2 separate regions of the Homo sapiens genome follow, and region 1 is linked to region 2. The links are chromatin loops, found by intact Hi-C in ENCODE. Cell type or tissue: stomach. All regions are shown on one strand. Links, peaks and the distances in the headings refer to the core of each region. The heading gives the core; the rest is flanking DNA.

Region 1 (6,209 bases), core at 876-5,875, 500 kb after region 2:
TAAATGTAGTCTATTTAAAAATGTAGTCCTTATTCATATTTCAGAAATGGCTTAATTTACCTTTTACTTTCATGACTGTTGTAAATTTGTGTTAATGCAATATATTATATCCTTCAGGAAAAAAACCACTTAAAAATATTAACATAAATTTTATTGAATGAGGATTTGAACCAAAATAATCTTGCCAAATTAATTTAGGTAAGTATACTAGGTAAATAAATCTGCACCCTTTTACTTCTAGAAAGCATTCCAAGCAATTTCAAGTCATTAAAAATACTTTCAGCTGCAGCATTTTGCCTTTTAGTGTGGTCTTAGTGGTTACATGACAGCATTTCTAGTACTGGCTGTGTGGCTTTTATTATGTCCTGATAGTAGCAGCATTTTAGAAAACTACAAAGAAAATGAAATTCAGGTGTAATTTTGGAACAAGTCTTCTAAAATTGTTAAATCAAAAATGACACAAATGTTGCAAGCTGTTGAAAATTCTAATTTCATATATTCTTTTTGCCTGTCAATGGGAAATGAACCCTTCCTAAAAGGACATGTAAAACAGGTAACAAATTGCAAAGGAGTAAGGAGCCCCTGGATAATATTCTGGAAAAGTTTTACTAATTTATCTGATTTGCTGATTTATGGATTAGCCTTATAGGCTTCTGACTTAATTTCTTTTAAGTTAACAAACGTCTCATATAGATGAATGTCATTTTGTTTCATATCTATTTAGACTAAAAGCCAAGTCCCACAAGGCAAGAGATAGTCAATTATTTTCATTTTATACTGTTATTATGAAATATTGCCATTTTAAAAATGTACTTCTGGAGAATGAGATTTGTTCACCAACATATTTTAAAGTGAATTTTAGGTGTCTAAATGCCAGAGAGAAAATAATGTAATCTCAAAACATAACTTCAAATGAATTGTATTTATAATGATTTTGTAATTTTTTCATTAAGTTTTCCCTCACAAAAATGATCAATTCTTTTTTTCCACTTCTGTGCTTACTATGACATGCTTCTGAGAGTTAGCATCCCTTCTTTTCAAATAAAAGTATGATGGACATATGGATTCTATATGATAGAGTGGAGAAACTTCCTCCCTGGGCAGAATCAGACCTTTAGTTTACTTTCATAAGTTTGAGAGGAAATGGCTTCAATCACTTGCCTGCTGAATGGTAGCTTTCCCAGAATATCAACAAAATCAGCTTTTTATAGCCTGTCATATGACAGAGCTGAGTTCATTGTTTACCACCATAGGGGAGACAGCTTCCTTGACATGGCCTTAGTAGTCTCTGGGAGGAGGAAGGCAAAGTCGGGATATTTAAGAGAATTTAGGTGTGTGTGTGTGGTGGTGGGGGGCGGAAGGTAGAAATTCTGTTTTTTTTTGTTTTGTGTGTGTGTGTGTGTGTGTGTGTTTCTTTTTTTTTTAAGGCAAGTTTTTCCATAGGGGAGCATTTGATTGTGTGTCAGTAATGCTGACACTAATGTCTTAACATTGGTTAAGACACTACATAATAATTTAAGTTTGGAAGACACACAAGCTGAAGGTTTCACAATGAATTTTGGAGCATAAACATTCATCTGATGCTAACTGTGAAAGTTGAATTATTTAATATTCCTTTAAATGAATTTTCAAAAAGTTTCTGAAAGGGACAAGAAAATCATTTGCTATTTTTATCTTCCAAGGCAAGAGTTTCTTGGAATAGTAAAATCATGTTGATGAAGACAGTAGGACAGTAAAGTCATGTTAACAAAGACAGCTAAAAAGTAAAGTCATGTTAATGTTGACACTAAGCTGTGTGAGTGTAGATCATTTTGGTTTGCAACCAATACAGTCCCAAACAATATTCCCCATCCACAAGTTAAATACTTACAGGGTTTAGAAAGTGAACAATGGTTAACCACATAATCTGCATTTCAAAGATAATAATACCCCAATATTTTTATTGCAAATAAAGGGCAGAATGGTTAAGTACAGTTGGAAGCAAAATAATTTGCTGAAATTTCAGAACTTTTTATACTAGTAGTTTTAGTTTTCTCTTCCTCTCACTGATCTTTACTCTCTTTCTCTCCTTACTTGTTTCCTCTGTGGCAAGGTACCCTATTCCACCTTAAGTGGAATAAAGATTTTCAAGTGGCCATAAAGATTGTAGTTCCTAGTGGACTCATATTTCCTCAAGGTCAAAACAGGCAATCATTTAAAGTCAGACGAGACAGGGGGTTAACTAGTATACCATTATCAGAGGTCTGAGTCACTAATGAACGGAAAATACAGGGTGTTAAAGCAAGACAGGAAGGGTTATCCTCACCAAAGAAAAGGAACAGACTAGGACTACAGATGGGCAAGCCTGTGTTTAGGTGCAGACAATGACTAGGAAGACAAAAACTTTTCCATTTAGTTCAATGACTGGAAGATGGGGATGTGAACCTGTTTCTGAAGACAGGCCTGAGAAGAAGACCTGTATTTTCCTTAGAGAATAACAAGTTACAGTTTTCACCTGCTCTGACTGCTACAACACAGTGTCATAGACTGGGGTGGCTTAACCAACAGACATTTATTTCTTGTAGTTCCGGAGGCTGGGAAGTCCTAGATCAGGGAACCTGTGTGGCTAGGTTCTGGTGATGACTCTCCTCCTGGCTTGCAGATGGCTGCCTTCTTGCTGTGTCCTCACATGACAGAAAGAGAGAGAGAAAACTCACCCTCATGACCTCATCTAAACCTAATTACCTTCCTGAAGCCCCACTTCTTAATACCATCACATTGGGGGTTAGGGCTTCAAGCTATGCATTTCGTAGGGACACAAAAACTCAGTCCATTAATGGTCATGGTAGGAGCCTCTGGTGCAGGAGATAAGCAGGGCAGGTGCAGAGATAAAGGACAGGCTAGAAGCAACTCTTTCCTGCGGGGGAATCAGACCTCTGGGGTTGAAAAAAACAGATGGTAACATACTTCATTTACTTTTCTGTCAAACATATCTTTCTCCCCTTCTCTTTCTGTTTCTTTCCCTACTTTTCTTCTCCACTGTCTCTTTCCTTCCTTTCTTTGATCATTAAATTGAAGTATAGCAGAAATATGACAAGTATGGCATTAGAGTGAGACAGGCTTGAATGTAATTCTTAGGTCTGTCACCTGTCACTTAGCTGTACAAGGCACAGCTCTTGGGCAAGAGACATTTCTTTTCTTAGCATCAGATTCTTCTTCTTTTTTTTTTTTTTGAGATGGAGTTTTGCTCTTGTTGCCCAGTCTGGAGTGCAATGGAGCCATCTTGGCAACTTCAACCTCCATCTCGTGGGGTTCAAGCGATTCTCCTGCCTCAGCTTCCTGAGTAGATGGGATTACAGGCACGCACCACCACGTCCAGCTAATTTTGTATTTTTAGTAGAGACAGGGTTTCTCCATGTTGGTCAGGCTGGTCTTGAACTCCTGACCTCGGGTGATCCACCCGCCTCGGCCTCCCAAAGTGCTGGGATTATAGGTGCGAGCCACCATGCCCAGCTCAGATTCTTTACTAAAAGAAGAAAAGTATCAGTACCCATTACCATACAGGTTACTGTGAGCATTAGAGATAAAGCCTGTAAAGTGGCTGGCAGAGTATCTGATATTGAAAGATTTTTAGAAAATGATACAACAAAACTGCCATAATGCAATAAGTAGTGCCCCAGAAATTCAGCTGTGTAAAATGTAGGGTTGTGTTATTATGAGATTAGCTAAATGGCCAAGGTGAGCCTGTGCAACTGGACATCTGGAAGTTCTGAGTCTATTTGATGCAAATTTCACCTACCCTGGGCTGAAGTTCGGCACCACCTAGTGGTGACTGCTCTAACATAAAAATTGATGGGCAGAATTCTGGGGCCTGGCTGGGACTTCTGGGAGAGCAACTGTGATTCCAGGAATCTCTTCGTTAATTGGTGAATGTTTTGTTGGCCTGATCCAGAGAGAATGGGCTGGGAGAATACTGGGAACTAACCCCCACCTCTCTGTTTCCTGAAATAGGATTGTCTGATTTTTCCCTGTCCAGCATCCCCATGAGGGAGAGGCCTCTATGTTCCCTTCTCCTTCCTGAGAAAAGGAATCAGGTAGAGGAGAAAAAGCTGCTTTCCAATCATTCCATGTTTCAATTCAAGCTATTCTAATTTGCATTATTGCCAGGTGTGTTATTGTAGAATTTACTACCATTACAATTAATAATATGAGTTGCATTAATAACGTTAAATTCAACAAGCATGTATTAAGTCCATATTGTGTGCAAAGCAAAGAGACAGGTATTATAAATGTAAAGATAAATAAGACAGGATCTCCGACGTAAAGAAAGCTTATTACTGGTGTCTCACGCCTGTAATCCCAGTACTTTGGAAGGCTGAGGTGGGCGGAACACGAGGTCAGGAGTTCAAGACCAGCCCGGCCAACATAGTGAAATCCCATCTCTGCTAAAAATTAAAAAATTAGCCAGGCATGGTGGCACGTGCCTGTCGTCCCAGCTACTGGGGAGGCTGAGGCAGGAGAATCACTTGAGCCCAGGAAGCGGAGGTTGTGGTGAGCTGAGATCGCGCCACTGCACTCCAGCTTGGTCAACAGAGCGAGGCTCCGACTCAAAAAAAAAAAAAAGAAAAAAGAAAAAAAAGAAAAAAAAAGCAACCTCATTACTTGGTGGACAGAGAGATATTTAAGTAAAACTGAAACCAAGTAAGTAGTTTATTCTAATTGGAGAGATCAAGAAACATTTCAAGAAGAACTCCATTGGAGTTGAAATTGGAATGAAAAGTTAGCCCTCAAGTTCTGAGACTGAACAAATATCCTCCAGGATGAGCAAAGGCATGGAGGTGTAGATGAGCAGGTGATGGTCTGTAACAGGACAAAACCAGTTTAGTCAGCATATGGGGCAGATCATTTTATGGCATTTCTGAACATAACATAGGGTCCCATACTTCTGCATTTTGGTATGGTGCATGAAAGCCACACAATGGGTCTTCTGAGTAAGAACACACAGTCAGTTATGTTTGAGACTTGAGCTCCAGCAGTGCTGAGGGCAACAGGCAGTGGTATGGGGAGCAGAGAGCTTTGAGGCAGGAAGTTAGAAGCCTCCTGTAACAGGTGAGAGAGCAGGAATCTCACCTAGGCTAACTAAATTTGGAAAAGAGAAGGTGGAACAAATTCCAGAAACAAGATTAGTGATGTGGGGAAAGGTAGGTGGGGTGTGGAGTAAAAAGAAGTCTCTGAGAGGCTGGGCGCGGTGGCTCCTGCCTGTAATCCCAGCACTTGGGGAGGCCGAGGTGGGCGGATCACAAGGTCAGGAGATCGAGACCATCCTGGCTAACACGGTGAAACCCCGTCTCTACGAAAAATACAAAAAATTAGCCGGGCGTGGTGGCAGGTGCCTGTAGACCCAGCTACTCAGGAGGCTGAGGCAGGAGAATGGCGTGAACCCGGGAGGCAGAGCTTGCAGTGAGCGGAGATCGTGCCACTGCACTGCAGCCTGGGCAACAGAGCGAGACTCCGTCTCAAAAAAAGAAAAAAAAAGGTCTCTGAGAAAATTAGACTGTCTCACTGAAGTATTTGCAACATTGACTGAGAAGAATTTGCATTTGCTCCTGCCACTGCCTGCAACATCTCAGCCCAGATAGCCCTATGGCTGGCTCCTGTACTTCTCCCAGATCTTTGCTTGAATGTCATCTTCTTAGTGAAGGCTTTCCTAACCTACTTCAAATTGGAGCCCATTTCTATCCACTACACTGAGTACTCCAAACCCCACTTTCCTGCTTTGTTTATTGATTGTCAAAGGGTTTATCACTACCTAACAGATACTACACACACGTGCACACATACAATTTTTTTTTTAACTGAGTCTTCTGCTGACATGTACATTCCATGATGCAGGGACTTTTTGTCTGTTTTGTTCATTCTAATATCCCCAGTGTCAGTCCAAAAATTGGCAGAAGAAGCCTTGCAGTTGGTGGGCTGTGGATGCCTGCACCCCAGCCCTTCCTTCTGCCCCAGGTGAGCCTTCAGGTGCCTATAAAAGTTGATACCTGCTTGGTGAGTATCCCAGTGCCTGAGTGTAAAATTAAATTGCAAATTAAAAAACACTATTCGAAAGGCCAGGAGAGAGACCACGGAAGAAAGGAAAAGGTGTCATATTTTAGGACTTTTAAAGGCCTATTTTTCCTACTTTTTGAACAAGAGGCCCTGCATTTTCATTTTGTACTGGGCCCCAC
Region 2 (6,209 bases), core at 830-5,829:
GAGTGATTGCTCTGGCCTGCTAGGATTTCCATTAAGGGATGTCATTGACTATTGATTTTGCCCAAATGTGCACTTCTTCTAATGCAAAGTGAGTTTATATTCTGGCTGAACATCTTGGTACTTTTCAAACTACAACAAAGGTGCTTGGTAAAAAAAGGTTTGAAGTTAATGAGATTTCATTTAGTTTGCATTGTATTTTCTATAACCTAAGAAAACCCATCCCCAAACCTTAATAATTTAAAATGACCATTGACCAGTCAAATAGTCCCCATATTTTCAATTTTCCTGTAATAGATCATGTCTCTGTTGAAGCGGACTATTATAGCTGCCTGAAAAAGTATTGTTTGATGTCTGTAAGCACAGTCAGCAATCAATAATTTGAAATTTGTACCATTTGTACCTTTAAGTCCTGGCACATCATTTTTTATTTCATTCAATCTGCTTACTGTTGAAGAAAAAGAATTTTGAACTATTGCCACAAAACACATTTATGTGTGAAACAGAGTTCATTTATATGGCAGGAAGTATGTCATTTTGACGTTTATTTGCAATATTAATTGTATATATTGATTTCATTTTTTCAGAAATTGTAAATTTATTATAAATACTACCACTGATGACCTTATTTTGGTGACACTATTCTTCTGCAGAACTTGAAAAGATTTGGCATCTTCATGGCTTTTTAAATTCAGAAAGACAACATATGCTGTAATATTAAATTAAAATTCTGTAATCGGTTGTTAGTTCAAGGACAAACTTCAGTAGGAAGTGCATCTTTTTTCAATGTTGCCTCTTAGCTGTTAGATGAAGAATGAATGACCTTTCATGATCAGCTCATATTTACTTGTCTCTCTAACTCATTTCTCGTGTTTGATCTTAGCCCAAATATAAATATAGTGTGGAAAGTTATCTTTAGCCATTTCTAAGTATCACCAGTGTTTTCAGTTGGTAATCATAAGAGCAGCCTATGATTACTTTCAAAACCTTTCTCTGCCCTCATCAAATATACCGTCCTCTCCACAAACACACAGGGATAGTATTTTTTTTTAAAAAAAACCTTCTTCCCTACAGGTTTGGGGTTTGAAATAACTGAGTACTCTGAGTAATGAATCCTTACAAAGGACAGCTGAGTTTAGCATGCCCAAGGGAAAAAGAAGGTCAAAGTGTTGCCACCCAAGAATCCTGGGAGCTTCTTCAAAGAAAGGAAGGAAGACCTTAGACTCTTCATGAGGGATGAGATGTTCTCAGGCTTTTCAAGAGGATACAGGATTTAGGCTGGACAGGCCAGCTTGACTGTAATAATTGCTGCCTGAAAGAGAGGAACACCCTTCTAAAAGGATGACTACACTTTGGGAGACAGAAAGGTAGTCTGGAGTCTGTTCTTTCACTGACTCAAAAGTACAGTTCAATTACTTTACTTTGCAGACATCATTTTTAAAAATCACATTGAGCAATTTAGTGTTCACATTTTAATTGAGGACCTAGTGTATGATGGTGTGATAGACATGTGAAAGGGGCATTTGAGTTGGATCTTGAAAGATGGGTAAGACAGATGGAGAAAAGAACGTGAAGCAAAGGGAATAACATAGACAAAAGGTAGAAACATAGATAGATATACAGGAAGCAGTGGAGTGAGTAGTCCAGTACATGTGGCATATCAGATATATGGAGTAGAGAAGTTGAAGTTAGGACTGGAAAAGTTGGAGCCAAACAGAATTTGAACTTTCCTCTACAGACAACCAGAAGCAACTGAATGTTCTCTGGTAGGAGAGCCAGAATCCTAGTTCAAGTCTAGGAAGGTCATCCCCGCAATGAGGGTAGGGGCCAACTGGAAGGAAAAGGCCAGGAGGAAGGGAGTGAGGGCATGATTGGAGTGGGCAGGTGGAACGAAAAGAAGGGGAGCAATAAAGGAGGAGTGGCAGAAGTGAAACTGTCAGGCTCAGCAGCTGCCTGAGTGGGGGATGCAGTAGACACAAGAGGGCTGAGCCTGGGTAATAAGAGGATGGCCGGAGGCAATGAATTCGATTCTGGACATCATGACTTAAAGTTTCTGGTGTGACATTTACAAGAGTCTGGCAGACAGCTGAAAATTTAGACCTGGACCTTGGAAGAGAAGACGGAGAGAAGATAAAGATCTGGGAGTCAAAGACGAGGAGGTGAGAGTTGAAGCCGTCAAAATGGATGAGATCATCAAGGAAAAACCATATGGAGGGAGGACAGAGGTTGAGCACACAGGAAGCTGAACCAGGACGGAAACAAGAAAATAAAAAAGAAGTACTTTGAAAGGCTAGGGAGTGCCAGAGAAATGCTATGTAATGATCAGGACTTGGAGAATAAAACACGAGGAGGTAGAGGGGCCAAGATTTGAGTCCAGGCTCTCTGGCTCCAAAGTCTTTAAACATTACACTATGCCATGTCTCTAAGAAAAAGCTCCATAAACGTCACTGCTATTAATGTTCTTATAAATAATACAGAAAAAGAGGACAGGCCTGGGAAAGGGAGGTGGGAGGACAGGGAATAGCTTTACCTACTTCTCAGTTTGAGCTAAGGGCAGCCCAGAACCCAGCTGTTGGCCAGCTGTAATGTAACCTTTTTTGAGTCTCTGCCTCCTGTCAGATGTAAAGATTGGACCTGTCACTGGCTGGGTGCGGTGGCTCATGCCTGTAACCCCAGCACTTTAGGAGGCCAAGGTGGGCAGATCACCTGAGGTCAGGAGTTTGAGACCAGCATGGCCAATATGGCTAAACCCCGTCTCTACTAAAAATACAAAAATTAGGCCGGGCACAGTGGCTCACGCCTGTGATCCCAGCACTTTGGGAGGCCGAGGCAGGCGGATCACGAGGTCAGGAGATGGAGACCATCCTGGCTAACACGGTGAAACCCCGTCTCTACTAAAAATACAAAAAGTTAGCCAGGCGTGGTGGCGGGCGCCTGTAGTCCCAGCTACTCGGGAGGCTGAGGCAGGAGAATAGCGTGAACCCGGGAGGCACAGCTTGCAGTGAGCCAAGATAGCGCCACTGCACTCCGGCCTGCGCGAAAGAGCAAGACTCCCTCTCAAAATAAATAAATAAATAAAAATACAAAAATTAGCCGGGCATGGTCACGCGCCCCTGTAGTCCCAGCTACTCGGGAGGCTGAGGCAGGAGAATCACTTGAACCCCAGAGGCAGGGGTTGCAGTGAGCCGAGATCACACCACTGCACTCCAGCCCGGGTGACAGAGTGAGAGACTGTCTCAGAAAAAAAAGAATAAATAAATAAATAAACAAAGATTGGACCTGTTGATCACTAAGGTCTCTTTCAGCATAAGTTGAGGGATAATATTAGAACCTACCTCATAAGATTGAATAAAGTAAAGTATATAAACTACTTAGCAAAGTATGTGGACACAGTACACACTCAATAGATAGTGGTAGCTGTTTTTACCATGTAATGATGAATAATTATATAATACCTAAATGGGTAGATAGTTGAACTCTCTGATGTTTTTGGTAGTTAACAGTGTTTGTCCTATACAAATAGCAACCACATAAGGTTCAACTTACAACTAATATGATAATTAGAATATTAGATTGAACCATATGAAACTGCAATTTGGGAGATCAAAAATGGTCAAGTGTTGGCAATTTCATGTGGTTCAAATTAATCAAAACAATATGTTCTTGGCAACATTGAATTAATCCAAAGAGCTGAGTAATTAACACTTGTTATATTGGGTAATCACTTCACATGGGCAATTGCTTGCTTCACAAATTAGAAGGCTCTCCCTAATTATGTGTCATACAATAATCTGCATAATATCATCGCACTCCATTCCACAAACAGTTATGAAGCTTCCCTATTGTGCCAGGTATGGAGAGATGAATAAGAGACCAGATGCCTGCCACAGCATGGACTTGCTTCAGAGCAGAGTGCTCTGGTGACTGACTCCGCACCTCAGGTTGTGTCCTTTTAGAAACAAGAAATCACTGGAAGTAGATTGCTGCACATGATCATTTTCTTATGTTGATAATTCCCAGATTTTTTTAAAAATTCATTTTTTAGCAGTGCCAGTGACATACCAGGAGTGATATATGAGGTAGCATCAGACAGTGGAGGGAAGTTGTTGCATTGCTGGCTTTAGTCCTGGTTCCATAAGACGCAGCCCAGAACAAGCTGAAATGAAGCCTTTGCACTTGATTTTGATTTTCTGACATACACTGTAAACCCATTCTGTCCAGACTTCTCGAGTCAGCCCCATAAAATGACAGGATTTAAAAATTTATATAGTATTATACTCACCAGAAACAATATGGTTTAAGTTACAGTACATCAGCCAAATTTCATTTTTGCATTTGGGGAGAATCACAGGACTTTGCAAACTCCTTTCTCTGTCTTTCCAAGTCTTCTCTCTTGACTTCTTAGCCTCTCCCTTCACTTTGCTATTTCTGCTTCCCCTAGTTTACAAAGAATTTGACTTCAACTGAAGTTTCTCTAAAAGTAAGTGTTCCAATTAAATGTAGGCCAAAAAACTGGGAATCACTGGGCCATTATGTGTCATACAATAATCTGCATAATATCATCGCACTCCCAGGAAGTCAGTTCCCGAGAATCTATAGAAATAAACAGATTCAAAATTTTTCTTGAATTCCTTCCCATGAAAGCCAGCGAAGCAAGTAACTGGGACATGATTTAGCTCTCAGAAATGATAGATGGGAGATAAGCAGGTATATGTGAGCTTCAACATAAACAACTTTGGTTGCAAGAATTTTCTCCCCAAAATGACCAAATATGAAATTATTTTCAAAAAGGTTATTCCAGAAGAAGATGTTTCAAAGTCATTGAAAATAATAGTTTAAGGCTCATCTTTTTTTTACTGACTGCTTTGTTTAAGTCACGCTCTTTCTCTGGAAGAGAAGGGAAAGAAAGAGCCTTTCAAATTTAAGTTAAAACTTCCTCCTTCCTTTTCCTCTGCATCCCTTGTTTTCTACCCTCTTCCTCTCTCCTTACCTACAAGGTAATCAAATCAATACAAGGTAGACTATGATATCAGCTACGTTAAGTGATGTAAATATTCAGAAAAGTGTTCTCCTGAATGCTTTCTTCAAAGCACTCATTAGGTGTCAATCTGAGTCACTGGGCTTGTCAACGCACAAACTACAAAAAATGTCTACTAGTCTTCTTGGATTCCATAGCCCACACTAAGCAGTCTCTTTTTCTCAAGAAGCACAGGGTATTCAACTTCTCTCTGCCTGATATTTAATCTGGTTTGCCCTTCCAGATCGGAGTACTCACACTTCCAAGAAGGGCTTTTTCTGAAGAATGAATGACAAGCTTCTCAAAGATTTTTGAAACTCCTTTCCTTTGAAAATAAAGTAAATGTTTTATTTGCAGTATTTTGTTTTTATATTAAATCATCATTTTGCCACCTACTTGCTCTGACACAGAAGTGTGTTTATTTTAAGCAAATGGTAACTCAAGTTTGCTTCTTTCCAAATTGCTCTTCCATGAATCATGTTCATTTATTTGTCCAATCATTGAATGTTTATTGGGTATCTATTTTACTATGTAGTGTTCAGTACATGATATACTGTGAGTTATTCAATGCTGGAGGTTACTCAGCGCTAATGCTGAGAGGTATTCAAAGATAAAGATTAAGAAATGGTTCCTACCTTCAAGAAACTTGTACTCTGATAAGGTAAAATAATAATTTTAATACAAGGTAGACTATGATATCAGCTACGTTAAGTGATGTAAATATTCAGAAAAGTGTTCTCCTGAATTTCTTTGAGACCTCTGCAGTCTAAACCTTTTATCTTTGAATTGCACTTTAAAATTATGTATCATTAGATGTTCTTTTCATAGTATCAGGCTTTTAAAAAGTAATTTAGTCATAAATGACTTCCTCTATCTTCCCTCTCAAAGAACCACAGCTTTCTATCAATGTGTCAAGATAACTCTTACAGCTTTGATGAACTTTGGTAAATATGCAAGTCATCCTTAAACATGGAAACCCAGAAATCAATGGTAGCAAAAAGATAGGTTAACAGTTGAAATAAAGAATGCCTTAAAAACTCAGCAATGATCACCAGTGGTAAATTCCATCACTTACAGAGGAGGAAAAAGAATTCTCATGCCATCAGTTCAGGAGCCTACAGATAAGTGTGTAAGTATTAATTATTTGATGTTCTTAGGGATCAGCACAGAGAAAAATTATTGACAAGTGATATAT

What was found. Peaks named below come from ENCODE experiments on the same cell type or tissue, not always from the same donor. Only the 100,000 strongest peaks of a DNase experiment are listed, where the experiment ranks them.
Region 1: it touches region 2 in a loop (2.8-fold over the local background); 71 of 110 quality-filtered maps call a loop at or near these places.

The regions. Positions count from the first base shown.
Region 1 is chr10:115,797,224-115,803,432 of GRCh38, reverse strand. All of the region lies in intron 27 of ATRNL1 (attractin like 1), which reads right to left. Among named protein-coding and RNA genes, the nearest start is that of SNORD158, 390 kb to the left of the region's middle. RefSeq lists an enhancer at 1,609-2,110. In stomach, for the core only: a CTCF peak has its summit at 3,810 (motif pointing left); a DNase peak (open chromatin) is centred at 3,782.
Region 2 is chr10:116,292,455-116,298,663 of GRCh38, reverse strand. No RefSeq gene overlaps it. Among named protein-coding and RNA genes, the nearest start is that of GFRA1, 22 kb to the right of the region's middle. In stomach, for the core only: no CTCF peak of the experiment used is centred there; no DNase peak of the experiment used is centred there; H3K27ac peaks cover 1,139 bases.